Regions from separate parts of the Homo sapiens genome. Here all the other regions are linked to region 4. The links are chromatin loops, found by intact Hi-C in ENCODE. Cell type or tissue: dorsolateral prefrontal cortex. All regions are shown on one strand. Links, peaks and the distances in the headings refer to the core of each region. The heading gives the core; the rest is flanking DNA. Region 1 overlaps SFR1 (SWI5 dependent homologous recombination repair protein 1). Region 2 overlaps CFAP43 (cilia and flagella associated protein 43). Region 3 holds the start of MIR936 (microRNA 936). Region 4 overlaps CFAP43 (cilia and flagella associated protein 43).

Region 1 (7,364 bases), core at 2,365-7,364, 82 kb after region 4:
TTAGTAGAGACAAGGTTTTACCATGTTAGTCAGGCTGGTCTTGAACTCCTGACCTCAGGTGATCCACCTGCCTCAGCCTCCCAAAGTGCTGGGATTACAAGCGTATGCCACCACGCCTGGCCAAGCCAAATCAATCTTAACTTGCATAGATATTTGTTATGAAAAACAGTAACTTTCAAAGCTAAAACAACCTTTATAAAGTCATCTATTGAAAGAGAGAAAAATATCCTTACATGTTTTTTTTTAATCTCAAAGTACCTAAATGAACCAAACTATGAGGCTCTGATTAGTATTCAGATTGGAATAATGGAACAAACCATTGCTGTTTTAGATAAGGTAAGTCTCAAAGACGTTGGTTATTATATCCTAACAGTTGTAAATCATTTGAGCAAAGTAATAGTGTTTCAAATCATGAATTTACCTAGACCCTAATAAAATCTTGGTTATTTACTAGTATTCATGAGGTAATTAAAAGTCCCTAAGTAGTATCTTTGCAACCGCAACTAATGAAATAAAATTAAGCACTTCCTTTAATATTAGAATTAACCCCTGGGGACATATCTGAGTGTAAGTGGATTTTCTATTTTACATTAGGTTAGGATTTATGTAATAGGAGTGTTGGTAGTCTTTCCTTGGCATTGGAAAGGTTTTATTTAATCATCACTGAATAAAAATGGTCAGTTTTTATTATGTAGCATATATTAGAAACAAAGCAATCTCAAGCTTTTAAAATATTCTCTCAGTTTAAGAATATACAAAATGTTTTTTCTAAAATTTGTTATTAACATACCATTCTACCTTTCAACAAATAACTCGAGTGCCTACTATGCCAGGCACTACAGATATGGCGGTAAGATGTTATCTTAATGATGATAATGTATTTAAAATATAAGAATAATGTCTTTATAGGATAAATTACATTTTTCAAAATTAATTTTGTGGGGTGTCATGGGAACAAAAATTTCAGATGCACAAAAAGAATGTGGAAAACTGCAAGAAACTACTCAAAAAACTTGGAAAGTTCAGCAATCAAAAAGATATAGCAAATTATGCCCTAAGCTGCAATCTACGAGAAGAGTTGGTAGCTGTCTCAGAGAGAAAAGACATCTGTAATGCAATGGGTAAGCATGCTTTTTTTTCTTTAACCAACTGTAGGTTTCTTTAAAAGTAATCAGTAATCCTAAAATGTATACAACAGTTAAAAAGCTATCAGCATTTCTTTAAAAATACATTGTTTAAAATAATTTCAACTTTTATTTTAGATTCAGGGAGTACATGTACAAGTTTGTTACTTAGGTATATTGTGTGATGCTGAGGTTTGGGGTACGGAATGATTCCGTCACACAGGTACTGAGCATAGTACCCCATAATTTTTCAGCCCTTCCTCCCTCCCTGCCTCCTCCCTCTAGTAGTCCCCAGTGTTTCTTTTCTTTTTTTTTTTTTTTTTTTTTTTGAGACAGGGTGTCCCTCTGTTGCCCAAGCTGCAGTGCAGTGGTATGATCTTGGCTCAATGCAACCTCCACCTCCTGGGCTCAATTGATCCTCCCACCTCAGCCCCCTCAAGTGCCTGGGACCACAGGCAGGAACCACCATGCCCGGCTAATTTTTGTATGTTTTGTAGAGAGTAGGTTTTGCCATGTTGGCCAGGCTGGCCTCGAACTCCTGAGCTCAAGAGATCCGCCCACCTCAGCTAACCAAAGTGCTGGGATTACAGGTGTGAGCCACCACACCTGGCCTCCAAGTGTTCCCTGTTACCATCTTTATGTCCATGAGTATCCACTGTTTAGCTCCCATTTATAAGTGAGAACATGTGGTATTTGGTTTTCTGTTCCTGTGTTAATTTGCTTAGGATAATGGCTTCCAGCTACATCCATGTTGCTGCAAAGGACATTATTTCATTCTTTTTTTTATGGCTGTGTAGTGTCCCATGGTGTATATGTACCACATTTTCTTTATCCAGTCCACTGTTGATGGGGCACCTAGGGTGACTCCATGTCTTTGCTTTTGTGATAGTGCTGCTGTAAACATACAAGTGCATATGCCTTTTTGCTACCAGCATTTCTTCCACATGTATGATTCTGAGTGCTGCTTCTGTATTTGAAAGTATTGATAAATAATCGAATTCCTTTATTCATTTTTGGGATAGGGTCTAAACTGACTTGTGAAAAGATTGTCAAAGAACGGTATGAAAACATGATGCAACAGCAGAAGTTAACAAATATTTCAAAACAACAAGCTGAACAGATTTCAATACTACAGACTGAAGTTGAAAGATTAAGAATGAAAACATTTCCTGCTCTTGTTCAAATGTAAAAACGCTGGCAGGAAAACACAAGGCCAAATCAATCATTTAAAAAATCATTTCATTTGGGTAAAATGATTTCCTTTTCTTTCTTACTGGGAAATTGAAGTAGCATGTCCTCTGAGTTGCATGTTTTAGATAAAAAATTGTTTAATTTTAGCCTTAATTGTATACAAATTTTTGTCCTGCATGAATAAATGTGTAAAATACCATGAATTGCTGTTTTTATTCAAGAATAAACAAGACTTGAAGTCAGAAAGTATTCAAGATCTATTTTACTCATTTAATCTGAGTTGGATCAAAGATATTTTCATAGTTATGGTATAGAAAGTCTTAAAAAGAAATTCTTTGCCAAACTAGCATTTCTAATTTTATGAAACTGTCAGAAAAGTTATGAGATTATGGGTAATTTTTATCTTTATGCTCTTCTGTTTCTCATTTTCTTCAGTAAGCATTTCTTTCATAATCAGAAAAAAATTACGAGAGTATTTAGATTATTCTCTGCTGCACCAATGAGAACAAGACAAATTGTTAGAGCTTTTTCCAAGCCTTGTATCATTTGTAAATTACAACATATTTTGGCCAGACACGGTGGCTCACGCCTGTAATCCCAGCACTTTGGGAGGCCGAGGCATGTGGATCACGAGGTCAGGAGATCTTGACTAACATGGTGAAACCCCATCTCTACTAAAAATAAAAAATAAAAATAAAAATAAATTAGCCGGGCGTGGTGGGTGGTGGCAGGCGCCTGTAGTCCCAGCTACTGGGGAGGCTGAGGCAGCAGAATGGTGTGAACCCAGGAGGTGGAGGTTGCAGTGAGCCGAGAATGTGCCACTGCACTCCAGCCTGGGCAACAGAGCGAGACTCCATCTCAGAAGAAAATTACAACATACTTTAGAGACATAATCTACATTTCTTTTATGTTGTAATAGAAAATTCAATTTTGTGCTTTACCCAATAGGGTTTAACCAACAGAAAAATACTTTCTTATTTCCATGAAGTAGTTTATCACTTTTAGATGGTGATAATTATATAATGAGATGAATAATTGGCCATAAAACTGCTTTGCCCTTCCATAACCTGTGGACTGCTGTCCACAGGGATCATGGACCACAATCTCCAAGTGATGTCACTGTCTCACTGTTCTGCAATTTATGAACTCAACGTTAAGTTTAATCCTCAGTACCATATCCAATATACACTGATGTAGATAAAGCAAGAGAGCTACTATAAAATCTTCTGTTTAGCAAAATAAATCTTTAGAAGATGTAATTGATCACCCACATAGTGATCTGTGCTGGATGGGGATGGTAAGGGAAATGATAGGACCAACACTTTGATGATTCCCCTCCTTTGTACTAGACGGACTCATGAAGTAGTCAGTTTGGCGTATTCAGTAGGGAAGTGCCCATGGGTACCATTTCCTACATCTGGGGTCCTTCAAAATTATCCCTGAGATGAGAGTTGTGGGGACAGACCCCAGGGTAGGGGTGCAAATACTTTATACTTAAGATGGTATTGCCAGAAGTTCTCTGTCCTGTTGGTTTGAGTCAACCATAGATGTACTAGACTTGATTTTTTTTACAATCTTTTCTGGTGACACAAACTCCATTTTCACCTAAGTTAGCTGTCTGGAGACTCCATTTGCTAGTAGTGCCACAAATTTCACTAGATAATGCTCTGTGGATTCCCAGGTCTTAACAAAGCAGCCGGCATCATTTCTATTTCTTAGTCATCAACCTTTGTTGACTCTGGCAATGTTCCTTGCTTGACTGCCTTACTTTGAGGCATGGATGGAGTGGGGCTTAGTGGGCACCTCTTGCCATCAAGCCCTATTCCAGAAGCCCTTTCAACGGGAGATACCTTCTGGTTTTGGGGCTTTGGAAGGACATGTGGGTCATGCACAGTAACTCCTCTCTTAATACTGTTCATGGTATTGACTCCTCTCAGCTTCTGCTGAACAGCAAATATATTCATATTTTATAGTCCTTTAAAATATTATTTATATTATCAACTAGTGATATAATTAACTGGATCAGACACAGTATGGCTTTATGCATAGGAATTAAAATTATAGGATCTATTCCTGGGCTTCAAATCTTGGCTCTGCCATTGGAGTTTTAAATAACCTCTTAATTTTGAAATAACTATCTTATATTTCTTCTTCTTTAAAACTGGAATATTCTAGTTTTTTAAAATTAAAAACAAGTGCTATGTTGTATTAGCTCTCATTTTTATAAGTAAAGCTGTCATAGTCAGTGGTTTTTAATAAAAGCATCCCATTAAATCCAACAGAGCAGCTGCTGTGCTGTTGGAACCTCAGCACCCAGTCAATGCCCTGGAAATCCCCATTACCATGCCCCTAAGCTTTCCCAGAACCAGAGTCTCGCTGATGCTGTATTTCCCCCAAGTGTATATATATGGGTGGCTCCAGGTGATGTGCCTGTCAGCAGTGGGCAGCTGCAGCCTCTGAGATCTGGAGAAATACCATAATGACCTACAAAATGCCAGCACCACCACAAGGGGCAACATTTCCCCTGCCACATTTAGGCCCCTGGTTGGCAGCAAGCAGTGATAAGAGGCTGGCTGATAAGCACTAGAACAGTAGAAGTCCACAGGGGTGCCCATCTAGGAATCCCAGTGCTAGAGGCAGCTCATATGATGTCTGGGCCAGTCTCCTCAGATTCATAAAGGCCAGCGGCACAGGAATTTGTGTATGTGGGCAGGGTAAGAGTTTACTGGCATGGCACTAACAATTAGAATGGACACAAAAGCAGGGCCCTGGCGTCTCCTGCTGTGCCAACCATTCAACACTGGTTAGATTATGTGGAGGGACTGGACTGAAAGTGGGATGTACTTGAGGGGGGTTCAGAGGAGTGCTAAACTAGTAGGGAAGTGCTTTTGAAAAAGCTAAGTAAAGCTGTTTTAACACTTAAAAGGACCCAAAAGCAGAAATCCAGAAAGCTCTTAAGAATGACTAGCAACTAAAACCAGGAAGCCACTGATCCATAAAATTCTCTCCTATCACCTCTGCCTTTCTCGGTAAGCACACTCACTGCCCTTAAGCATGTCAGCTCTGCTGCTTCCAGGTATATATACAACAGCTGCAGTCACAAAAAGAGATGGGCTTTCTTTTCCTGAGCTAAATTCCAAATTTTCAGAGACTGGCCCAGTTTGGGTCCTATCTCCATATATGGCCAAAATGATAGGTACAACTGTATAATTTGGCAGCAGAAACCCAACCTGTGGAGGTGGGTTCATAAATAGAATAACCAATCTAAATTTAACCCATTTCACAGATGAAGCTAGAAAGGCAAACAAATGCGAAGAACCTTATATGCCATGATACCTTCATGTGGGTGGGAGATAAGGAAATGTAGTTTTATAAGAAGTAGATGGTTTAGCCGGGTGTGGTGGCTCATGCCTGTAATCCCAGCACTTTGGGAGGCTGAGGCGGGCAGATCACCTGAAGTCAGGAGTTCAAGACCAGCCTAACCAACATGGAGAAACCCCGTCTCTACTAAAAATACAAAATTAGCCAGGGTGGTGGCTCATGCCTGTAATCCCAGCTACTCGGGAGGCTGAGGCAGTAGAATCACTTAAACCTCAGAGGCGGAAGTTGCGGTGAGCCAAGATCGTGCCATTGCACTCCAGCCTGGGCAACAAGAGCAAAACTCTGTCTCAAAAAAAAAAAGAAGAAGAAATAGATGGTTGTTTCACTAAATGATGAATATGCAAAACACATTTGAAGAGACAGGGAAGAATATGGTTTTGGACATATAAGTTTAATTACCTGCTAGACTATCAGATGGAAATATGTGGTAAATGGATGGAAACAAGGTACATAAACTTAGGAGGCAGAAATTTTTAAACTTTAGGGTTAGACATTCACCAGATTGGACAATTTTTAACATTTAAAATAAAACTTTTTGTCATAAAAAACAAATGTATTAAAACTAGTTTCCAGAACTGCCCAAATGACTTTTTAAACATGACTTAAATGTCGTTTTGACAAATCTATCCAAAATACTAATTTTCCTTTTAGAACTTAGTTTATAATTTATATATTAAAGTGCCCTTAATTGATATTCATTGGGATACCTTCCTCTGAGCCCTAATGGTTTTGGGAGGCCTAGGCGGTGGATCACCTGAGGTCAGGAGTTCGAGACCAGCCTGGCCAACGTGGTGAAACCCAGTCTCTACTAAAAATGCAAAAATTAGCCGGGCATGGTGGCGGGCGCCTGTAATCTCAGCTACTCGGGAGGCTGAGGCAGGAGAATTGCTGGAACCCGAGAGGCAGAGGTTGCAGTGAGTCAAGATCGCACCATCACACTCCAGCCAGGATGACAAGAGCGAAACTCAGTCTCAAAAAAAAAAAAAAAGTGCCTAAGTATCTTTTAATTAAGTTGTCATTCTCAAAGATATTCTGGAGCAAAAATCAGGAATTAAACATCTATAAATTCTTCTTCACTTCTGTTATAGTGTAGTAATTTATCATCTAACCCATAGTGGTCTATCAATTGAGTAAGGCTTAGTTTCTTGTTCTCTTCAGACACAGCTGACTGCAACTCATAAAGCAAGAGCTGGCTACAGCTTCTCCACTTCTTTATTAACAACTGTAACTGAGACAGATCATTCTGAAACAGAAAAAAAAACATGTATGTCAATAACTAGTCATGCTAGTTCAACTTAATTAAAGTTGTTAAATTAGTGGATGTGCAGGTTTAAAGGCTAACATACACAGGGATGAATGGGACTTCTATCTAGGAAAAAGTAGGATGGTCATATGTAGAATGGTTACAATGTCACTCAACTTGAGTTCTATGGCTATTTTGTTGGCTTAAGCTCTGGGCCATCTTTATGATAAGGGAAAAATCAAATCATTAAATAGGGCCAAAACTATGTCAAGAAGCAATAATACAGGGAAAAATCTACTGTATTACAACTGTACTTTTTAAAAAATGACACTATGCTTTCCACTAAATGTTGCTATGAACCTAAAACTGCTCTTTAAAATTACAATATTCAAGTTAAAAATATTTTTTTAGGCTGGGGATGGTGG
Region 2 (7,731 bases), core at 1,417-6,416, 63 kb after region 4:
ACTCATTTGATGAGAGCTTTTGAAAGATGTCTGACCAAAGCAGGGGGCTTAATGAGAAAAGATGGTGCAACACTGGAGAGATGTGAAGGGAATCTTCAGGAGGATGACTATATCCCCAGGATCCCAACAGGAATGGTACACTGAAAAGGTTACATTTAAATTCCCTCAGTGACTTTTTACAGAGGTATGAGCAGGGTTAAGGGAAACAGCAAGGAGTGGCAAATGTGTTGTAATTAGAAACAATGGGAGGCCAGTACCATCTCTAGAGCTAAAAAGGCAGGGAAAGAGAGCTGTTCCCAGAACCAGCAAGACCTGTAGCCTTGGGAAAGGGGCTGCTCTTGGGAGTTGTGGCCACAGATAGAAGAATGTAATCACTGGCCTGGCAGGGAGTGGATGTATGGATATACTGGGAGTGAGGGGGAAGATTGGGAATGAATGCTCCAGCCTAACAGCAGCATTAGTCATAGCCAAAAGGTGGAAACAATCTAAATATTCAACAGCTGAGAGCAGATGAGTAAAATATGGTGTATCCATACAAGGGAGTATTATCCCACAATAAAAAGGAATGTGCTAATATATGGTACAACATGGATGAACCTTGAAAACATGCTAAGTCAAAGAAGCCAGACAACAAAGGCCACATATTGTATGATTCCATTTTTGTGGAATCATATAGTTTCTAAAACGGCAAATTTATAAAGCCAGAAATTAGAAAGTCGTTGCTTTTGTGGGGAGGAGGAGGCCTCTAGGAGGTAACAGAGGGGCAGATGGGAAATGACGGCTAAAGAATTTTTGGGGAATGATGAAATGTTCTAAAATTGATTGTAGTGATTGTTACACAACTCTGCAAATATACTAAAATACACTGAATTTTACACTGTAAATGGTGAATTGTATGGTATGTGAATTATATCTCAACAAAGTTGTTATTTTTTTAAAGGTATGCTGAGATCCTCATGTCATATAAGATAATGAGGAAACTAACAGACTACTCAGTAATATCAAAATAATTCAGGAGCTGACTTAAAACATTTCCTTTAAATGAGACAATTTAAGATTCAAAGATGATAATAGTTGTAAAAAATTAAACCCGTCACATTTGTTTAAATTTATGAATTTATGATATTTTAAAAAGAGAAGTGCCAATCAGTCACTTTCAGAGGATGAAAACAAATTCATTATCTAAAAACTGATAAAGGGAAAGCATCAAGTATTTTGTCTGCCTTTCCTATATGAACTGAAGTGTACCACTTTGAAACCAAATAGTAGATGATGAGAAGCATCTCTTTATAAAAGTATTTCAATTAATAAGTGAAAAGGGAAACTAAAACCAGATTTTCACCATTTTGCATCTCTCAACGGATTAATGGACCCGGGCGTTGAGTATCTGCAGCTGCTGACATCACAGAAAGAAAGACAATCAGATGATATATGTCTCCTGATCAAAGAACACAATACCACCTATAGTCTTGTTAAAAGGATCAAATTTAGATTTAATCAGGCTTCTGGACCCAGCTGCCATTTTTCAAGAAATAAAAAGGATGAAGCCTTGATAAACTACACCATGAATATACAGGCATTAAAACCAGACTCTGCAATGCTACAGAGACTGCTGATAACTACAAATAAATTATGAGGAAAAGAAATGAAAGGGAACGTGAAGAGTATAAGAGATTTATTTTATTTTTAACCTTTAAGTTCAGAGGTACATGTATAGGTTTGTTACGTAGGTAAACTCATGTCACAGGAGTTTGTTGTACAGATTATTTCATCATCCAGGTAGTAAAAAGAGATTTAAAAGACATGAAAAAAAATTATGAATAAGTTATACTGAAGTGGCTAGGTTTCTGTCTTAGTCTGTTTTGTGTTGCTATAAATAATACCTGAGGCTGCATAATTTATAAAGAAAAGAGGTTTATCTGACTCATAATTCTGCTGTCTAGAAGGTTCAAGATTGGGCATCTGATGTGGGCCTCAGGCCGCTTCCATTTATGCCAGGTGAAGGGGAGCTGGGGTGTGCAGAAATCACATGGTCAGAGAGGAGGCAAGAGAGGGTGCAGGGGAGTGCCATCCTCTCTTTAACAATCAGCACTCAGGGGAACTAATAGAGTATAAACTCACTCACCCCTGAGGGAGGGAATTGATCTATTCATGAGGGACCCATACCCATGACCCAAACACCTCCCATGAGGCCCCACCTACAGCACCAGGGATCACGTTTCAACATGCAGTTTGGATGGGGCAAATATCCAAACTACAGCATTATACACCCCTGGGTAATAAAACTACAAAGAAACACAATATATAATAAAAAGTCAAGATAGTGTTTAGTACTGGGGTTGAGATTTTGATGAGGACTCCTGGAAGAAGCAACTGCAGTCGTAAAGTTCTGTTTCTTGCGATAAGTGGTGCTAACAAGAGTGTTTGCCTTTATAATAACCCATTAAATTATATATTCATGTTATGTATTTTTTGTATATGTGATTTACCTTACAATGAAATTATGAAAAAGGTAAAATAACTGAAGTTATTTCAATAAGCTGTATTCCCTTTTTCTTTAAAATGTTTCTCTTACATTTTAAAGTTTATGTGTATGTCATAAACTTGCTTGATTAGTGCCAAGTCTATAGAAAATATTGTCTCAGGTGGAAGTAATTCCACCAACCTTTTTCTTAAATATTTCTACAGGAGGAACTGAAAATAAGTAACCTTGCATTTTCTTTATTGTTGGATGAAGAATTAAGCTCTAGAGAAAAATTCCTGAACAACTACCTTACAAGGAAACAGCACGAGAAAGTAAGAATAGTGTCTGAAATCTGAATACAAGCATTTTCTGATAGACATGCCCCTCATTTAGCAAGAGCTCACGTGTCTAGACCCTTCCTTCCTTCCTTGCACCATTCCTACATAACCATGTGCATCCCTTGGCTCCCTGTCTGGAACTTTGCTCCAGGGCCAGGTGAAAGTAACCATTCCAATCTGTTAATAAAGTTAGGTGATTCTGCATCTGCAATCATTTAGCCAAAAGAACTGTGTAGCTTTCATATGACATGGTTTATAAAATGAGGCCATATAGCTTCATGGTTGAAAGCACTGGCTGTGGGACCTAGGACAAGGCATATAACCTTTTAAGCTATTTGCAAGCTCTTACCTAGGGAATGTTTTTCTCTCTGGACACGCTAAGATTTACTAAGATGTAAGCAATGGGCTTGCGTATAGAATGAAAAACTGCCGTATTATGAAAAACTCTAAATATGAGCTTGGATAGATATGGTTCATTAAAAAGACAATGAATACAAAATGTTTATCACATAATGTTTCTACAAATGTCAGCTTTTGTTAGTAGTATTAGTAAAGAGCATTTATGAATGTGTGACTTAAAAATGACATGAACTTTTTTCTAAGAGCCTATTAAACAGCATATGCAAAGCTTCTTCTAAATACAACTTTACATATAGCAACCCTGCAGCATACTAGATTTCTTTCACAGATGAGGATACCATCTCAGAGAGTCTGGGTAGCATGCCTAAGTCAGCCACTAGTGTGTAATAGAGCAGCAGCTGGAACTGTGGGAATAAGTGAAGAACATCCAAATGCAAATGAGCAGATGCTGTTTATTCAGAGCTTGGCACAGCAAGGGACTCATCCACCATCAGTTACTTTTGGCAGACTCAAAGGCAGGAAAGGAGTAGGAAAGCTTTATAGTGCAAAGAAGAGAGGGCTTCAGATGCAACATCATTGGAAGTTGTTGGCATGAGGAAGCTAGAGGCAAACCAATTAGAAGCGGGACAACTCATTTTACTGGTTTAGGGAACATATTTGGCTTTCTCTGGATGGTCCTAGGTTGGAAATGGGGACAAAATTATAGAAGCTGGTGGTAATGATCAAGCCCTGAAAGTTTGAGGCCAATCCTTAAAAAGGCTGTGGTTTAGTTTCCCAGCTGATGATTGTAGAGGTTGTGGGTCAGAATTCTGTTGTTACATATGGTCTGGCCCTTGTTTGCATGTATATCCAGTCTCTCAGAACCCAGGTCCATGTGATTCCGAAGCCTGTGCACTTTCATCCTCCACACTGACTTACCAAGAATGCAGTGTGCTCCATAGACACTCACACACTCATACACAGAGTTGGCTGTACTTAGAAACAGGTGATTGGGTGTTCTTTCAAAGTCCCCAATTGGTGTATTTTCTTCTATAAATCTTATCTTCATGAATAAATACTTCACAGACATATTTCTCTTGTACTAGGAAATTCCTTGCTCTTTTTAGTATCCCCAATATTTTTGTTTATGCTGGAAAGTCTCCAGTTTCAATCAACTATTCCTGATGCTGTTATAGAGCCAGACTTCAGAAGCTGTTCGGAAATCTAGAGAAGACCTGGATGTGTGCAAGGAGCACTATGACAACTTACTGGCAGAAGACAAAGTGAGAGTTGTTGTCTTACCCACTCAACAATGCAGTAGAGTTGTTGCTGCCTGGATTGGAGGAAGGTTAAAGGGGATATAATATAATTTTCTCACAGATTTTTCTCCCACTTAATTCTCAGCTATGGGTGAACTTCATTCTATGCCATTGTATATTTTTGAAAATCCATGTGTAAAATGAATTTTTATAAGCTTCTCTGGTTTAAGCTTTCTGTTATACAAAATACAGGGAAATCATCTAGCCTTTAAGGCTTTTCAAACTTTAGGTTGCAGACCCCATTACTTGGCCATGAAATCAATTTAGTAGGTTATGACCAGCAGTTTTATAATGGAAAAGAATAGGATAGAATAGCATAAAGAAGACAGATGGAACAGAATGGAATAGAAAAGAAAAGAATAGAGTAACATTCATGTTTTTTGGGTAAATATATTTTGGGACACTTCTTTGGGAAACTTCTGGATGATTTCTAAGACCTGTTATATGAAATAATATTTTTAATACACTTAGATGCTTCTTATCAAAACAAATCTTTGAGACATCATTGCACAGAGAATGGTTAATGTCTAACAACTTTGTAAATCAAGGTTTCATGCATTTTTAAAACCAAAGTGCTACCACCTGTATTTTGAAGAGTATTGTCAACAAATAAAAGGTTTCCAAACCAAGTTGCAGTCCTCAAATGTCATGTTTGTCCTTAGGTTATGGATCGCAGCTTTAAAAAGGAATTTTCTGAAATTCCTGGTCATCAAGTGGATATACTCTACAAACTTTTTAAACGCCGACCAAGGTTTGTTTCTCCTTCACTATTGTGTTTCTGAGAAAAAAGTTTGCAAATAAAGAGGAGTGTTACTAGATTTCAGCTTTTTTCTCCCAATTAAATGGAATTATTCAGTGTAATATCTTTTAGGTGGAGATGTTTAAGGGTTTTGATCCTAATTCAGTATTTTTTGAGATTATGTCTATATCTTAAGGTAGAGAATAATGATTTATTTTCATTATTTAAAAATAGTTAAGGATCTGTGTAAGCACGGTACTATTGTAGATTCTGCTTTGTACATTAAGGAAGTTCCTCTTACATCATAGATGGCACACAGATTTAAAAACAGTTTTTTCTAAAGTGCGTTCAAACAAACACAAGTTCCCTGATGTATAAATCGGAACTACTTGTAATAGGCTTCCAGGACTAACTAAGTTTGGGGAAAATACTGGGTTAAAAAAAGGAAGTTAAGCAGCTTTTCTTTTACTGCAGAATGTATTATTGGCCTTTGGATCTCCAAGTGTAAGAAACAGAGTAAGCAGCGTTTTCCAAACTTATTTGACCACAAATTGCTTTTCCTCAGAGTATCTCATGTGCTTGTGCCTAAAGTTTGAAAGATGCCAGTATAAATGGTAGAAAATAACCATTTGAAAAGAGTTCTAAGAAAGTATCACTGATTTCCACCATTATAAATGCAGATTTCCAGTTTTCAATCAAATGTAATCTAGAAATCAAGGAGTTTGTCACAAAGATGTAGTCAGCTAGTTTGTGTTTGAGATACAAACTCTGACAGGTTATAGGCAACCTAGGGAATTTAACCTAGAACATGCCTCTTGTTTTGGTTTTCCTTTTTTTTTGAGACGGAGTCTCTGTCTGTCACCCAGGCTGGAGTGCAGTGGCACGATCTCTGCTCACTGCAACCTCCGCCTCCCGGGTTCAAGCGTTTCTCCTGCCTCAGCCTGCCAAGTAGCTGGGACTACAGGCACATGCCACCACGCCCAGCTAATTTTTGTATTTTTAGTAGAGACGGAGTTTCACCATGTTGAGCAGGATGATCTCGATCTCCTGACCTCGTGATCCACCCATCTCAACCTCCCAAAGTGTTGGGATTATAGGTGTGAGCCATCTCGCCCGGCGGTTTTCCTATTTTTAAAAGAGTGAGTGATAATTAGCCCAATTACATACCTTCTCCTTGTGGAAAAAGAAGTGAGACCTCCCGCAGCAGTGGGAAAAGCACAAGCTTTCTTGTCAAACAGAATCAACTTTAAATCCTAACTTCAACACCTGTCAGACTGATAGCCTTGGGCCATGAGCTTCTCTCCCAGGCTGACTTTCCTCATCTAGAGAATGGGGATGATAATATAGTTTCAACCTCACAGTGTACTGTAAAGCATCTTGATAGTGAGTGCCTCGCCCAAATCTTTGTACCCTTCTTCCCTTTCCAGCTGAAGCACAGGGAAATGAAACTAATCTATTAATGTAGATAAAAACAGAATTGGCCAGGTGGTGGCTCACCACTGTACTCCCAACACTTTGGGAGGCTGAGGTGAAACGATGGGTTGATTTATTTGCCTGCTTACAGTATACAGAAAGGAAATGTGTCCTAGCACAGACACAATTGTCTGTCAGTGCTGACAATAGTTGGAGACATCTGTAGTCTAGCCAAGGTCACGTCTGAGAACCTGGAGAGTATGGAAGAAGGGCAAAGTGGATCCCTTTATCTGTGGAATAACCCACCTACCAGCCATCACATGGCAAAGGGAAGAGCCATACAATGTGTTATGCCTGTGCTAAGGGCCTAATTGTTTCACATTGATGTTTTTATGAGAATGTGAAATGTTGATGGGCTTTTCTTGGTAATACCAGGATTTCCAAACAGAAAACGCACTCAGAAACAACCAGCGTTGTCCCTTTCGGAGAACTACCAGGATCTGGCAAGTTGAATAAGGATGCCTTTGCCCAGTTAATGAAAGCTATGGATGAGTTGGACAATATTAGTAACATGCCAGAAGGCTTGGACCCTTTGGTCTGGAATCATTTCTGCATGACAAGACGAGCAAAAGTGGAAAATGAACAGAAAGTATATACTATTTTAACTTAATTTAATTTTTAGTGTACTAATATCAAATACATAGTTTACATTGGTCAGTGTAACCAAAAAAGCTAATTATTTAGGTTTCCCTGCTAGGGTAGTATTTGGTCATAGTAATAAGATAATGAAATACTATATTAACCCTGGTGCTATTGAAGGCTAAGTGTAGGCCTGTTGCTTTTAGACTGGTGCCGTTCAAAATAGTGTCCATTAGCCACAAGTGGTTATTATGCATTTGAAATAAATATTGCCAGTCCTAACTGAGATGTGCTGTAAGTGGAAAACATACACATTAGAAGGCTTAGTATGAACAAAAAGAAATATGTCTCATTAATATTTTTATATTGATTATAGGTTGAAGTGATAATATTCTGGATACATTTAATTAAAATATATTAGTAAAATTAAGTTCATTTCTTTGATTTCACTTTTTATAATGCGGCTACTACAGAATTTAA
Region 3 (7,731 bases), core at 1,905-6,904, 160 kb after region 4:
GAGACCGAATCTGTTTAAAACCCTTCAGGGAACTTGTGATCTAGAAAAAACACAAGATGAGAAAATAAAGCCTGGAGTGGAGGATAAGGAGGTATCCAGATGTATAGTCCAAACAGTAAATGTTTGGAGCAAAAAAGAAAGTGTAGGATTGTCTCTGATTCTTTTGGGGAATACAGTTGAGAAAATTAAGCTCTTCCCGAAGCAGCAGAAAGTTTGCACCCCGGTATCCTCTCAACCACTGACCTCCTGCCAACTGGCATGATTATAAAGGAAATTGACAGTGATAAAGCTGTGACTCAAGGGGTGGTTTTCAGTTTCCAAGGAAATAAGACTCATGCACATGCCCATGATTCTGATTAGGTGTGGTTTCTGGTTGAGCCCATGCCACTTCCCAGGGGTTCCAAGTGGCCCTGACCTTGGAATCAAAGCAGAAGCTGCTTCCTTGACCTCTTGGAGGAGGGAGCAGACCACCATTGTTAAAGCATACACAGCTTGCAAGTGTCCAACCAGCTAGTTCTTTGTCCTTTGCAGGCGAGCCTGGCATGAGAGGTTTGCCTGGTGCTGTTGGTGAGCCCGGGGCTAAAGGAGCAATGGGTAAGTGTTCCAAAGGAATGGATTCAGTGAGTTCCCCATCTGAGGGGTCACCACGACCCTGGAGAGATCCGTCTTCTAGAGCTGCCTCTCCTACTCTCTAATCTGCCCACTCCTGGTAGAGTCTCCCTTGACCAGTCATTTCTGTGTCTGGGCATCCTTTCTGGGGATCAGAGAGCTGCAGGTACCTCTGTGGGTTTCTTTCCACTTTGGGAGAGGCCTTGCAGGGCATGGTCCATTCACCTAAGAGCTGCCTGTGAGCTCCCCACTCCCCTGGGGAAGACAGTGTTGAAGTCCTTAGGAGCCTCAAGTGTTCCAGGAATCCCAGGGCTAGTCTCATGGCCAAATCCAGGTTTTTACCCTTTTGTTCACCTGAGGTGCCTGTCAGCCTGGCTGCAGAAACTGACCAAGAATCTCAGAGGTAGCCAGGTGCAGTGATTCACGCCTGTAATCCCTGGGACTCAGGATGATCGCTTGAACTCAGGAGTTGGAGGCTGCAGTGAGCCATGATTACACCACTGCGCTACAGTCTGGGTGACAGAGCAAGAATTCATCTCTCAAAAAAAAACCAAAAAAAAAAAAGACCATGTTGAGGATCAAACCCAAGAAGGGTTTAAGCCTTACCTGTGGAGATGCAGCATGTGTACTCTCGTTCACTTCCCCAGCTGTGAGTGCTGACACTGTGCTAGGCAAATGAGATGCTTTACCTCCCTCAAGGGGAGATAAGACTTGCATGAGGTGACAAGTGTCACGCAAGGTACAGAGTGCTGTGAGGATACAGTCAAAGGAGAGATTTCTTCCAATAGGAAGGACGGAGGAGGGGGCATTTCAAGTGGTCCCAAAAAGTTGGAAAGATTTTAAGCATGACCAGTCTGGAAAATTCCATGCAGGGATGACAGCACGAGCAGGGAAAGACAAAGAAATGGGAAAGAGCAAGATATGGTCCCAGAAGGCCACCATTTTGGAGAGAGGTTACAATAATGCCTAGAGCAGAGGAGACAAGAACATGGAGGACCTTGACTTCTAGGCCCTCAAGTAAACGCGACAAGCATTGAGCATCGAGGCGCTTGAGATGCAATGGGAAGGCACTGAACAATTCTCAACAGGAAAAGAGACAATTGCTGGTTTAGGAGAAGGGGCAGTGGGAGTACCGTATCCAGAGAGTGTGACAGACAGGGCTGTCCCGTGGCTGATGGCTGCGTGGGCTCCTGGGACACAATGTGCTTCAAGGCCACTGGGACAGTAGAGGGAGGAATCGCAGAAATCACTCCAGGAGCAACTGAGAGACCTTGCTTCTACTTTACCAGGTCCTGCTGGCCCAGACGGACACCAAGGCCCAAGAGGTTGGTCACTCATCTGCTGCCCCCAGCCTCACTCCCGTCACAGCCCCTGTTCCAGCATGCAGCCCTCAGTCCCCTTAACCATAGTGCAGAGGAGCATATAGCATGTGGAAGTGTGCAGTGTCCAGTTCTGTTCCCCTTCTCCTTTCCACCTGCCAGCAAGTCAATTAGGAAAACCCTCAGAAACTATCAGTTCAGATGTGATAACCAGTTTAGCTTTCCTAAATGTAAACACTTCCACGTTGGCCATTCTCTCTCTAGGTGAACAAGGTCTTACTGGGATGCCTGGAATCCGTGGCCCACCAGGACCTTCTGGAGACCCAGGAAAGCCAGGTAACAGAGCAGGAAGAGGGAGCCATGGCCCTGCTTAGTGTGTGTGTGCTTTGTGTGTGTGGATGTAGGCATGTGTGTGCGTGTGCATGTGCAGGTGTGCAGGTTGTGGGGGAAGGGGTGTATATGTGCATGGTTGTGTGTGTGCATGCAGGTGTTTACAAATGCACCCATGTGTGCCTTATCCCGTTTTCCTCCAGCAGCTCAGCAGGGAACTGCCATAGTGTTAGGTTGTTTTGCGTGCAGTGGCTGTAGGCCCTGGCACCTCTGGGTAACTAAGTCTGGCAATTCAGAAGAGTGGGATTAACAGCTAAACATAAGGATTTCTAGAAAGGGGCAAGGACACTCTTAAAACTGCAGACTTGAAGGTCACCTCGCTATCTTGCTCCTCTGAGCCCTTCTCCTCTTGTCCTCCTCTCCTGTACTGGGCCCTCACCAACACCCACGAGGCCGAGGAGGAAGCCATTGTTAGAGTCTCCACCGAGAGCAAAGAGCAAACTTCTCAGGGTTGCAGGAAGAACAAATGAAAACCAGCCAAGAAAGCTGTGTGGTCAAGGCGGGTGGGCATTCATCGGGGGCCTCTGAGAGTAGGGGCCTCCTCAGCCTCCTTTGGCGGGTGCCCAGACAGGAGCCATAGAGGGGGAACCTGGGGCAGCATTGGGATCCGTGAGTGTTGAGCATTCCGGATTTGTGGCTCTCCTCAGATTCCAAAAGGGTCTGTGAACCCAGATAGGCTCAGCACCATTGCCTGAGAAAGTGGTGGGTCGCTTCACTGCAAAGCCCGAAGAACTGCTCTCCATCCAGAGCTGAGAGGTCCAAGGATGCTGGCTGCCCCGGCATGAGACGTGTCCTTCTGTACCCACTGACCCCTCCACTGCAGTGTCCACCGGTTTCTGCAGGTGTGGGTGTGGCTACCAGGGATGGCCTCCACCCTTCAACTCTTCCCTCTTGTGTCTGATTTTCTGCAGGTCTCACAGGACCCCAGGGACCTCAGGGTGAGTCGCTGGATCATTCCCACCTGCTGTCTCCCACCTTCTCCTGGGGTAACTGCTTGGGCCAGGGCTTTTCCTGCAGTCACCAGAGTTTCCTCTCCTCCACCAACTCCCTGGCACACACTCCCTTTCACTATGAGTCGTGAGAAGCACCTTAGGAAGGAAAAATAGGCACAGAACAATCTAGAACACCATTCGAGTAGAAATGAGATTAGATTGTGTGTCAATTCTGTCTGCCTGTGCCCTGTTCCCCTCGGGTGCAGGAATCTGAGAGGAACCCCAAGCTCATAGCTGAGCTCCCACTAGCCAGGAGAGCTGTTAGTCCAGAGGCCCAAGTTCCCCCACTGGCATGACAGGGCATGGGCGCTCATCCTTGTTCGGGAAAGCCCAGTTTCTCTGGGACAGCCTCAGTGTTAAAGCCTGTCCTGTAATTGGACCATTGTGCCCCCATATCACTACATTCATCCCCTAATTTCCTGAAAGAAATTAGGCAAAGATTGAAAATGAAATCAGGCAGCAGCCCCCCAGCAGTTGAATTCATAGGGACATGCTTCCAATGCTCTTACAGAGGAGTTCAGTAGTTAAAGGCAAGAGGGTGATGCTGCATTGGACTCAGGAAGCCGAGCCCCTCCCCTGCAGGGGAGAAGGGAGACAGAGGCTGCTCTGCAGGCTCCAGGTGGCTCATAACCCCAAGGGATGGAACCCTCCAAAACTGAGCCCATAGGCCTCTGCCTGCTCCAAGCCAAGCTGTTGCCCCATTTCCCAAAGAGGGACAAGGGCTCAGAGCAAGAGGCTCCCCGGGGTTGTCTAGACTAAGGCGGAAGGCAAAGCTGGTGCGTCCCAGGGTTTCAGTCAGCAGTGTGGCTGTGCTGAGTGACGGAGCACTAGTGACCACCCAAGGGTATCTGGAATTGCTGGGCCTTCATCGTCCTGACTACTTGTTCTAATCACATCAGGACTTCCCGGTACCCCTGGCCGACCAGGAATAAAAGGTAAGTGAATTTCCAAATGAGATTTCTTTCTTTTCACTGGCCATTTTTGTGGAAGGAAGGGATGGACAGGAGGAGGCCTCTCTCTGGCCAGAGCCTGGATCAACAGTGGCATCTAGTGGTTCTAGCAGAGGGCTATGAGGCTGGGAGCCCAGGGATTTGTGAACCAAGCCCAGTCCTCAAGCCCCACCCCTCCCCAAACACCTCCCCACCCCACAAACCTGAGCCTTGCTTTCATACTTGGATGTCTCCAGGCCACTGTTACAGGAGGTTCTAGAAGGGCACTGCCCTCCCCAAAGCCTTTCTGTGCCCTGTTTTGCCTCTAAATGCCCCCATTAGTGCTTCATCCCCCTGGTATGTAGGCTTGGTCCCCTCCTAACAAGTCTTTTCCCCTGGGGCAGGAGCTACCTTTGCCCTTATCATTCATATCAGCCTTGGTGTGAATGGCTACATCAGACCCTTCCTGAGAGGAGGCTTTAGTACAGGCAGAGAGGAGTGTTAAGATGCTACTGAGAGGGCAAGTCGGGTACTCAGAGGGGAGCTCATCCTCGGGGGTCTGACTGGGGCAATGTGGTGATGCCCATGCACACAGTGACCCTCTTGTCCAGTTCTGCCTATCAGACCTCAACCCCGAGCAAGTTCAGGGACCCACAGTGCTCAGGGATGGTCTTTGTCCTTCTGTTCCTTTGATTCCAACACGCTCCTGAACTTTGACATTCTATGGAGCTGTGCTCTGTCATGAGCAGTCACTGTCACTCTTGGTGGGACCCTAAAATAACCACTTTCCAGAAATCATTTCCAATGACTGATTGGGCCAAGGAGTTCTTTAGGGCTAACTAAATGTAATTCCAAAATAATGATAACTGAGTTTATAGGTCCCAGGCAGACCACACTAGGTCCGTGGATATGTTCACGAATGGATGGTACCTTTTGTAAGAGTCTCATAGGTTTTGGAATTCCCAAGAATAACAGAAACCTTCCCTTTTTGAGGGCCCGTGACTTCCAGTCCAAGGGGGAGTTCAGACCCTGCCTGGACAACATGCACAAGAGGGGCCATTTTACCGAACGTTGGATTGCATCCCAACAAAACAAACTCAAGTGCTTCTCCCGTCTTGTTCATGAGCCCTGGCTGAAGGATGGTGAGCAGAGACCATCCCTCTGCTTTCCTTTAGGGGAGAGAGCAATAGTCTCCTTTCATTGTGTGAATGACTGAATTGCTAACAGAACTTGAGAAATGAAAAAAGGGGCCCCTAAAGAATGGTTTCCCCAAGTGAGTCCGTGGATTGTCAGTTCTCAGCACTGCATCCAGTTGATACGTTTGGGAATGTCCTCTTCTCGAAAGTTCTCCACGCACACTTGTATTTTCAATGCTCTGAGACACAAGGCAGAAAAGAGATCTTGTTAACCTTTATATAACTCAGACCTTCTTAGACTTACCCACTGCAGAGCCCCCCTTTAATCCTGCACAGCCCCTACAACTGTCCCACAGAGCACTCTAGGAATCCCGCTCTACCTGGCGGGCTCATCGCCTCTGTCCTTTGACCTTTGAGTAATTTTCCCACCTAAGGCGATTCCCAGGCAGAGGTGGTGGAATGTGGGAGCATGAAGGACTCTCCAGTCAGCCCCATTCTGGGCTCACTGAAAGGCAAGCTTTCCACATCCTCAAGTGAAGCCACTTCTCTGAATGAAGACGGATGCTCTGGCCTCCAGGGACTCTGGCTGAAAGATTGGGGCTTAATGCATCCTGCTTGCCTTCCTTCAGTTCATTAAAATGCCTTTAGCCTGATGGTGAGAGGCCCAGAAGTGGGTCCCAAATGCAATCAGAAGCCTTGAAAATGGCTTATTGAGCCACTAATTGATCCTCAGAACAACCACTCTCAGCCTTTTCCTCTCTTCCTAGGTGAACCAGGAGCTCCAGGCAAGATCGTGACTTCGGGTAGGCAGGTCCTAGAGGGACCCTCCTTTCTGTGTCTTTCTTATACTGGGCACCTACCTTGACTCTGCAGCGTTCTGGGCAGGATGTGGCTGGGAGTTTTTTGGATCAGTAGCGGGGGAGGAGGGAAATTTAGCAGCGATGAGAAGAAGAAATGCCAGGCTGCCCACCACAACCTGGCTTGGGTCCCAGCGCCTCTGAGTGAGAAAAGTAGGGCTCAATGTTCCATGTGCCTTCTGTTTTCAGAGGGGTCATCGATGCTCACTGTCCCAGGCCCCCCAGGACCTCCTGGAGCCATGGGACCCCCAGGACCTCCAGGTGCCCCAGGTCAGTCTATTTTCTTGCTTTGCCCCAAATCAGCAATAGGTCTTGGCGGTAGTGACTCTAGCCATATTTCTTCAGATCCTGAAACCCAGGGCAGGAACTGAACCTGGTAAAGAGAATAAGGAGTTTGGCCTGAGAAAAGCAAACTCTTGCATTCTCAGACAATGAGGTAGATCAGTTATCCTACTTCACAGCATAGGAGGTGAATGTGCTCTCAGCATTTAGAGAAGGGGAGGCTGAGGCTTGGAGTGGGTAAATGACTTGCCCAAGGTCCCACGGCCAATAAGCAGCAGGACAAAGGATTTGGCCCAGATCAGTCTACCTCCAGAGCCTGTGGCCAATCAGAAGACTCAGTCCTTGAGCCCTTTGTTTCCTCCTGGAAAACAATTTGATATTCTGCATCCAGGGCAACAAAAATGCTAGGTATCTATTTGAAGAAAATATCTCCACATGGGATGGTGACAAAAATATGAAAACTTCTGAACAAAGTTGTTAGGAGATAAAACGTTTATTGAAAGAGCAGGACACTCACTAATGCCTGCTCTGTGGTTTCAACTGTATTAATACAAGATGCAAAAAAGAAAAAATGCTGGAAGAAAATAAAATGCCCACACATTGAAGAGTTATGGACAATTTGTTTCCTACCTTTCCAAAGTGCCTGTTATTTTGTTATATGTGTTTTTAATTATTTTAAATTTTTATGTACAAATGAAGTACACAACTTACCACAACCAAGGCCAGAATGTACCAGCCTTCCCTCCTGACAAGCTCCAGTGAGAAGGAGTACATAGAGGCATGTAGAAGTCCCTAACCATTACAGGACAGCAGCAGAGGGGGCAGTCCCGCCTGCCCCGGGGTCCCGGTGCCTGTCAGAGATGTTCTCACGCAACTGGACCGCAGGGCTGATCTCGAATTGCTTATTGCTCTCAAATAAGCAAGGTGGCCTCTTTGGGTCTCTGTTCCATGCCTTGGGAGGAATTATGCCTTTAGTTCTTCCTATGACCCTACATGCATGATTTAGCCTTTTCTTCCTCAACCCCGTTTCCAGGCCCTGCCGGCCCAGCTGGTCTCCCAGGACATCAAGGTATGTCACACCCTGCAAGAATGCAAAGCGATGGGCCCAGTCGGGAGGACTTTCCTCTCAGGGTGGACATGGGCCTCTCTGTTCTAGATGACGTGAAAGGTGTGTTTTGGAAAAGGAGGACAGGGCCAGGGCTCTTCACCGGGGTCTT
Region 4 (7,731 bases), core at 997-5,996:
TCAAACACACTTCAGCCTTACATTTGAGTAGTAGGTGCTGTTTTTATGTGATTGTTTTTCAAAATTGTTTATCATTTATAAAATCTAGGCAAGGAAGTTTTGAATTTAATGCATGAAACCACAAATTCTCTAAATTAACCTTTATAACCATATTATAAATTAAAAGTAGATATATGATAAATTTGAAAATGAACTCAATATCAGAGATTATAAAAGTAGCTGAATACAGCCTGAATATATGTTTAAATATATATTTATTTTAGTCTACAGTGTTTTTCATTTGAATTAGTTGCCAACATTTAAAGTTTAAGAGATTTCTCATAAATATCCAGGTTATAGTATTCTCTTGAAATTTTGGAATCAAAATTCTCACATGTCAACAACCCTCTTGGCTTGAACTGAGTGGTCCCTGCCACCTTGAGGAGGGACAAATATTTTCCCATTTTCCACTGTCCTCACCAGTCACATATCACCTGCCCGACCCTCATCCAGTATTCAAATTTACAACTCCTGCTTTAGATATTAACTTTCAAAAATTTTTATAATCCCTCAGTACTTAATTTAAAACTGTGTAACTTGTCTTTTTACAACCTGTTATATATTTTTAAATCTATCATTTGGCTTTTATCTTCTTATTTGATTTTTGCAAGTTATAATACCTCCCCACCTCACTTAAACTGATATGCAGTGGTTGCATCAATAAGAAGTTTCTGTTCATCTCATTGTTCTGATGCCTCTTTTGTCTACAGGTCGGTGAAATTACCTCTAGAAGATGGGTCATTTTTTAATGAAACGGATGTCGTTTTCCCCCAGTCGTTGCCGAAAGATCTCATCTATGGTCCCGTGCTGCCACTGTCAGCCATTGCCGGGCTGGTAGGCAAAGAGGCAGAGACTTTCCGGGTAATTACCTGGCACCTCTTCCTGTTTGCCTAATGGGTTGAGGTCTAGGAAGCCTGATCTCATTTGATTGGCATAACCATCCCTTGAGAAATGCAGGATACAGAGGATCATCTTGGTTTTTAATATAGATTAGCCACAGAGACTGTGAGAGATGAAGACTCTGGAGTTTTGAGTTTGGATGACTGGGATGATGACGGCATTGCTAACAGAGACAGGGGGCCCAGGTGTGATTTCCATTTTGGGCATACTCAATTTGGGGTGCAGGGAAGACACCTAGGTGGAGATGCTGGGCAGAAGTTGGGAAAGTGGACCTAGTGTTAGGGAGGAGAGGTGGGACTGTCAGTGTCATTCTCACAGATAGGACGGTGGGAGCACTGAGGGGATGTGATGAGCAAAGAGAGAAAGGGTGCAAGGGAAGAAAAGAGAGCCAGAGCCAGCTGACTGCTGAACTCAGGGGCGAAAGGAATTCTGAGAAGGCGCAGTCACAGAAGTAGGAGCAAACCCGGGAGGGAGGAACAAGGCCGTAGGAAACAGCAGAAGAAAGTTTCAAAAGGGAGTTTGCCAGGTGTTACACACCCATTCATTCATTCATTCATTCAACAGAGATTTATCAAGTTTCTTCTATGGAGCAGACACTGTTTTAAGCAATGGGATTCGCATGGTGGCCAAGCAGGCTCCATGTAATTCTCATGGAGCTTACATTCTTGTCAGGGAGACAGAACTACAACAACAAAAGTAAAGAGTATTGTTCTTTTGTAATAATTATCACATTTTGCAATGATATATTGAATCATTACAAAATGTGGTAATTATTACAACAGAATAAATGGAGACAGGGCAGCAAGGATGGGATGGGCTGGTTAAGGAAGGCCTCTGGGGAGATGACACTTAAGCTAAGATTTGAAGGACAAGGAGGCATTACTCATGTTACAAGCAGGATAAAGAGTGTTTCCTTTGGGAGGCCGAGACGGGTGGATCACGAGGTCAGGAGATCGAGATCATCCTGGTTAACACAGTGAAACCCCGTCTCTACTAAAAATACAAAAAAATTAGCCGGGCATGGTGGCGGACGCCTGTAATCCCAGCTACTTGGGAGGCTGAGGCAGGAGAATGGTGAGAACCCGGGAGGCAGAACTTGCAGTGAGTCGAGATCACGCCACTGCACTCCAGCCTGGGCGACAGAGCGAGACTCCGTCTCAAAAAAAAAAAAAAAAAAAAAAAAAGAGTGTTTCACGTGGAAGGACCTGCATGTGCAAGGCCCTAAGGGAAAAAGAGAACTTGGTATGTGTAAGGAACTGAGAAAAGATGCATATGGCTGGAGCATGATAAATGAAGTGGAAGTGAGGTGTGGGGTGCTATTCAAGAGACAGGCAGGGAACAGAGGGCAGCACCTGCAAGACCTTTGGGATGAAGGGAGAAGCTCCACTTTTTTGGCCCTCTTGAACCTGCTATGCTTTACCCTTGTGTTAAAAATTAGCTGGGCATGATGGCAGATGCCTGCAATCCCAGCTACTCGGGAGGCTGAGGTGGGAGAATCACTTGAAGCCGGGAGGCGGAGGTTGCAGTGAGCCAAGATTGCACCATTGCACTCCAGCCTGGGTGACAGCGAGACTCCGTCTCAAAAACTAAACTAAGCTAAACTAAAATAAAAATAATTCAGTGTGAAGATTAGTTCATTCAAAAATCTCTGTGGCAAGCAAGAGAAAGGGTTACATGCCCTTAATATTTCCTCTAATGAATGTCAATGATTCACCTTTTTAAATTATGGAAAGAGATTATAGTCAATCTCCTGCATTCGTGGGTTCCACTTCTGTGTATTCAACCCACTGCAGATCAAAAATATTCAGAAAAAAGTTGTATGGTTGCATCTGTACTGAATATATACACACTTTTATTTCTTCTCGTTATTTCCTAAACAATATAGTATAACAACTATTTATAAAACATTTACATTGTATTAGGTATTATAAGTAACCTAGAGATGACTTAAAAGTATATGGGAGAAAAAATAAAATAAAATAATTAAAAATAAAGAAAAAATTTACAGGGGGATGTATGTAGGTTATATGGAAATACTATGCCATTTTATGTAAGGAACTGGAGCATCCACAGATTTTGGTATCAGTGGGGGGTCCTGGAACCCATCCCCTGTGGATACTGTAGTTCCTTTTATAGCACAGGTCTCAGCCTTGGAGATATAACTGCATTCAGCCACAGTGGGGCAGCAAAGGAAGAACAAAGAGATCAGCCATCAAGGTTTGCAACTCAAATTTTTCTATGTTTAGTATTTGGTGCCAGAGCCCCTAAATTTCTACTCTCTCAAATTGGGTTTTTCTGGGCAGAAAATATGTGTAGGAGCCCTTATATTTCACATTTTGTACAAACATAACGAACTCTGCATAAAACATTTAAAATTCAGGCAATTGTCCTTGTCATTTGAGAAATGCTATGAAATGCCTTCTTTAAATACTCAAATGTGGAGTTATTATTTTAAAATGCTCATAATAGACATCTTTATTTTAAAACCTTTTTTATTTGTATAAATTTAAGGGGTACGCCTGCAGTTTTGCTATGTGGATATATTGTCTGGGCAGACATCTTTATTTCCTAGGACTTGTGCACTCAGTGTATTTTAAATTTTTCTGAAAGCAGAAATGTAATATTATAGTTTGACAACCCTAAATCATTCATGGATTATTAATAAAGCCATATATTTTGTATTTAAGTTAGACATTTTCCCAGTAGTTTACTTTTTCATTTTGTAGCAAAATAAAGTGAGGAAAATGTTTAAAACATTAATTAATGTCTGTACAATGAGTGAAAGCATAACCAAAAATAGATCTCAAATGTCTTGATTCTATTCCCTCCTTCAATGTCATTTCTTGTGACCTGGGTACCAATGGCAAGGGAATCAATAATGACTCGATCTGTATAAGGTCTTAAAAATGGATAAGTTGTGGACTTTTAAAAAATTACAAACATCAAATAATCCCATTATCTATTCATAGCTAATGCCAGAAGGGTACATTACAGGACTTTAAATAGCCCTGAGTCACATTACACAACTTATTTAGGGCGTTAGAAATGTATCCAGTTTTAAGTCGTAGCATGGGGGAAATCAAAGGCAGATGTTATCTGGGCAGAAATTGGATCCAAGATCATGAACTTAATCTCAAGTGTCTAATTTCTATTTTCCATCTACCTTTTTAATTTTTTCAAACAGATGTTGCTAAATAGGAATCTCTTTTAGAGACTCAAATATTTTGAAATATATATGGATTTTTACATTTTCTAAAGCAGGATTAAATTGGACTGCAATTTTTCATGTTTTGTCATCATGTGATCAAAATGATTTCTGATTCTAGAGGACTGAAAAAGGAGATGATATTATCAACAAACATTTCTAAACACTACTGGTACCCTTTATTTTTAAATATCTCAGAATTATAAACTATTGTTTCTGCTTACATAATCCATATACTCACATTCATTTTTAAATGTCATCAAATATATTTATTGATGAAAAAGTAATAGGAAGACAAGCCCAGGTTTGTCTTAAAGAAAAAAAAGCCACATACAATACTAGTTTAACATACCAAGGCCAGAAAATTTCAAATTTTAATCTTCACATTTTGTTTTATACACACAGATTCACTGGTATTGTGCAAATGAGAGACATGGTGTTTTGTTGTTGTTTTGTTTAAGATTTTGATCCTATTGTCATTTCAGTTAAGTCTGTCTTTGTGATTTATAGTTTAAGGTTAGATGTCATAAAAAAAACTCAGGAAACTTTTCAATAATGGTGATAACGGTGAATAACTCTCTTCCTTATGAGTCAAATCTCAATCAGACACCACAGAAGTGTCACTATTCAGCAGCAGTTTAATTTTTTGGAGTGGGAAAGGTGGTTTGCCTTTTTCTTGATCCACTGGGTGACCAGATTGTTACCCAACTATTTATTTTCTAACTATCTAAGGCTATGAGGGCATGAAAGGTACAAATAATAAATTAAAGTCAGTCTGTCCTTAAAAAAAATTATTATGATGAATGCTCAATGTTCCTATGTTTTCTGCGTCTATGGGGTTAAGTATGGTTCCTTTTTGTCAGTTGTTCTGGTGAGTATTTCTCAGGCTTTTAGCCGTGATTGTTTTCTTAACACAAGGTTTTATTCTCTCCCTGAAGCCGAAAGATGATCTATATCCTTTGCTTCACCCGACTATGCATTGCTGGACTCCAACAAGTGACTTGTACATTGGCTGTGAAGAGGGTCATCTTTTAATGATTAATGGAGACACCTTGCAAGTGACTGTACTTAATAAGATAGAAGAGGAATCGCCATTGGGTAAGAAACTGTCCTACTTCATATTCCTGTATAGCCATGGGTGTTGGTTTTTTTGGTTTTCCCTATTTTTCTCTTTCTTGGAGACATCTTTGAATCCTCCTTCTTCTTAATCCTCTGGCTGTTACTGTGCTGTTGGCATTCTACCATCACTTTATATGCATATTTCATGTAATCCTCAGAACAACATTATGAGGAGAGACACCTTAATCTCCACGATACAGAAGAGATATGTTAGGAAACATGGCCCAGTCCACGTAAACTGTGGAGCTGACACCTGAACCCAGGCAATAATACCTCAGAGTCCAAGTTCTTGGCTACTGTGCTGTATCCTTTTCTATACATATGCCCATTCTGCTTAGTCTGCTAATCATACCCTTTCCTGCCCCCACCCCAACCCTTTTCTCCAGGCTGATCATCTGTTAAGCCCAAAAGCCATCTTGAAAATTACCTTTCTATTGCTCGGTTAGAGGTGTTGTTTTTTTGGTTTTTTTTTAGACAGAGTCTCATTCTGTCACCCAGGCTAGGATGCAGTGGTGCAATCTTGGCTCACTGCAACCTCCGCCTCCTGGGTTCAAGCGATCTCGTGTCTCAGCCTCCCAGGTACCTGGAATTATAGGCACACACTACCACGCCTGGCTAATTTTTGTATTTTTAGTAGAGATGGGGTTTCGTCATGTTGGCCCGGCTGATCTTGAACTCCTGACCTCAAGTGATCTGCCTGCCTTGGCCTCCCAAAGTGCTGGGATTACAGGCAGGAGCCACCACACCCTGCCATATTGCTCAGCTAGAATTTGAAAGATAACCTGATCTATTCTGCCCTAGATATAGTGTCTATTCCTGACCCTATCAGCTGTGGCCATGGTTGGGCCTGGGCCACAGGAGCCACTGTCCACTCATTGAGCAGTAGATGTAGACCCTGGGAGGAGGGGGCCTTGCCAAGACAAGCTCCTCAAACCTGTCCAAAGCACTCTCTATTTCAATTGCTCTTACTATTTCACACCTTGATTTCTGTAACAACTTTAGGATGGACTTCACTGACCTTAATCTACATCTGACCCAATCTATGCAGTTTATCTCTGTCAAATTGCCTCTTTGAAGGCCACTTTTAACACCCAGCTCAAGAACTGCTCTGCCTTGATTTCACGCTCTCCCTAATCTGATCCTACCTACTCCATTAATATTATTTCCAACTATGCCCTGGTATGAGTTTTCTGAGCCAGTCATTTATTTTCACCATTTCACAGACATGCCTCTAGCCCATTCCCTTGGCACTTACTGTCTCTGAATCTGCCAATGCCCAGCTCAAATACCACCCCCTCCAGCAAGTTTTCCCCATTGCATTGTCCCTCATCTGCCTTTTTTCCTATTCTCTGACTCACTTTCCCTGTAAAACTGAGGCCATGAGGTTTCACTTCCCTCCCAACTCCCTTTCTCTCTTCCCTTTACTCCTACTATACCCTCCAGCCTTGCTCCTCTCTCTAATCTAGCATCTATGTTAGTTACATAGATCTGATGATAGAGAATTCAAAAACAACTTATAAGATTTACATCAGTAAAAGTAGCTTTTATTATTCATTGTTACATTGTACTTTTAATTACGTCACCTGCTTTACCTTGTTTTTCTTTTCCAGAAGACAGAAGAAATTTTATCAGTCCAGTAACCTTGGTATATCAGAAGGAGGGCGTGCTGGCTTCTGGAATTGTAATGTATTCTTTTTTTCAAATTAATTGGTTTAAAGAAAATTCACAATTCCCATTTGTTGCCATTTACTATTATGAGCCATATTTTAGGATGTCAGATCTGTCACATTATTAATTAAAATGGTTTCCTCTTTGGGTACTATTAAAAAGGATTTATTATGAATAGCTTCAAATCTATACAAAATAGAGGGGACGATATAATGAACTACCATATATTACTGCAAACAAACACAAATAGAATTTAAAAATCCATTGCCCTTCCGCAATGAAAAAATACCTAATATCTGTAACCCAATTCCATGCTCATTTCTACACTTAATGTATTAGCTTATCAGACACGAATTTGGAATCCTTTGTCTAAGCTGCAGCTTAGACTCTTGTGAATGCCCATTTAACTTACATGTATCATAATGTTATTGTTGATATTCGAATCAGTATTAATAGCCTCCATTTACTTGGTGCTTGCTTTGTGCCAGGCACCAAGCTAAGTACTTTACTTGTATTATCTTATAGGTCCTTACAACAACCTTATCAAATAGAAACTATTGACATCCTCCTTTTACAGACAAGGAATCTAATCTCACAGAGTTCACCAGCAAGTAATTGGAAGAGTTAGGGCTTGAACATAGGTGTATCAAACTCCAAAGTCTTTGCTGTCATTTATTAGAACTCAGCCTCAGTAAGTAATAAAAGGGGTCAGACCATATTTTTCTTTTTCTTTTCTTTTCTTTTTTTTTTTTTTTTTTTTTTTGAGACGGAGTCTCGCTCTGTCTCCCAGGCTGGAGTAC

The links. Peaks named below come from ENCODE experiments on the same cell type or tissue, not always from the same donor. Only the 100,000 strongest peaks of a DNase experiment are listed, where the experiment ranks them.
Region 1: it touches region 4 in a loop (4-fold over the local background); 17 of 110 quality-filtered maps call a loop at or near these places.
Region 2: a loop joins it to region 4, with 3 times the contacts of the local background. A loop is called at or near these places in 7 of 110 quality-filtered maps.
Region 3: it touches region 4 in a loop (5-fold over the local background); 78 of 110 quality-filtered maps call a loop at or near these places.

What each region holds. Positions count from the first base shown.
Region 1 is chr10:104,125,088-104,132,451 of GRCh38, reverse strand. It overlaps SFR1 (SWI5 dependent homologous recombination repair protein 1), which reads right to left. Exons shown (of 4, transcript NM_001002759.2): 4 at 6,069-6,939. The coding sequence ends at 6,748. It overlaps CFAP43 (cilia and flagella associated protein 43), which reads left to right. Exons shown (of 38, transcript NM_025145.7): 36 at 256-336; 37 at 968-1,121; 38 at 2,147-2,564. The coding sequence ends at 2,313. Among named protein-coding and RNA genes, the nearest start is that of SFR1, 6.6 kb to the right of the region's middle. In dorsolateral prefrontal cortex, for the core only: a CTCF peak has its summit at 4,820; no DNase peak of the experiment used is centred there; H3K27ac peaks cover 1,056 bases.
Region 2 is chr10:104,142,956-104,150,686 of GRCh38, reverse strand. CFAP43 (cilia and flagella associated protein 43) reads left to right here. Exons shown (of 38, transcript NM_025145.7): 29 at 2,689-2,796; 30 at 4,338-4,424; 31 at 5,123-5,211; 32 at 7,048-7,261. Among named protein-coding and RNA genes, the nearest start is that of SFR1, 25 kb to the right of the region's middle. RefSeq lists an enhancer at 3,365-3,896. In dorsolateral prefrontal cortex, for the core only: no CTCF peak of the experiment used is centred there; a DNase peak (open chromatin) is centred at 3,616; H3K27ac peaks cover 4,514 bases.
Region 3 is chr10:104,042,272-104,050,002 of GRCh38, reverse strand. COL17A1 (collagen type XVII alpha 1 chain) reads left to right here. Exons shown (of 56, transcript NM_000494.4): 29 at 532-594; 30 at 1,899-1,934; 31 at 2,193-2,264; 32 at 3,230-3,256; 33 at 4,210-4,245; 34 at 6,143-6,178; 35 at 6,422-6,502; 36 at 7,548-7,583. MIR936 (microRNA 936) reads left to right here and starts at 1,817; the gene lies at 1,817-1,914. In dorsolateral prefrontal cortex, for the core only: a CTCF peak has its summit at 4,360 (motif pointing left); a DNase peak (open chromatin) is centred at 4,362; H3K27ac peaks cover 416 bases.
Region 4 is chr10:104,205,176-104,212,906 of GRCh38, reverse strand. It overlaps CFAP43 (cilia and flagella associated protein 43), which reads left to right. Exons shown (of 38, transcript NM_025145.7): 5 at 750-900; 6 at 5,083-5,242; 7 at 6,877-6,944. Among named protein-coding and RNA genes, the nearest start is that of MIR609, 9.8 kb to the left of the region's middle. In dorsolateral prefrontal cortex, for the core only: CTCF peaks have their summits at 2,921 and 3,123; a DNase peak (open chromatin) is centred at 3,106.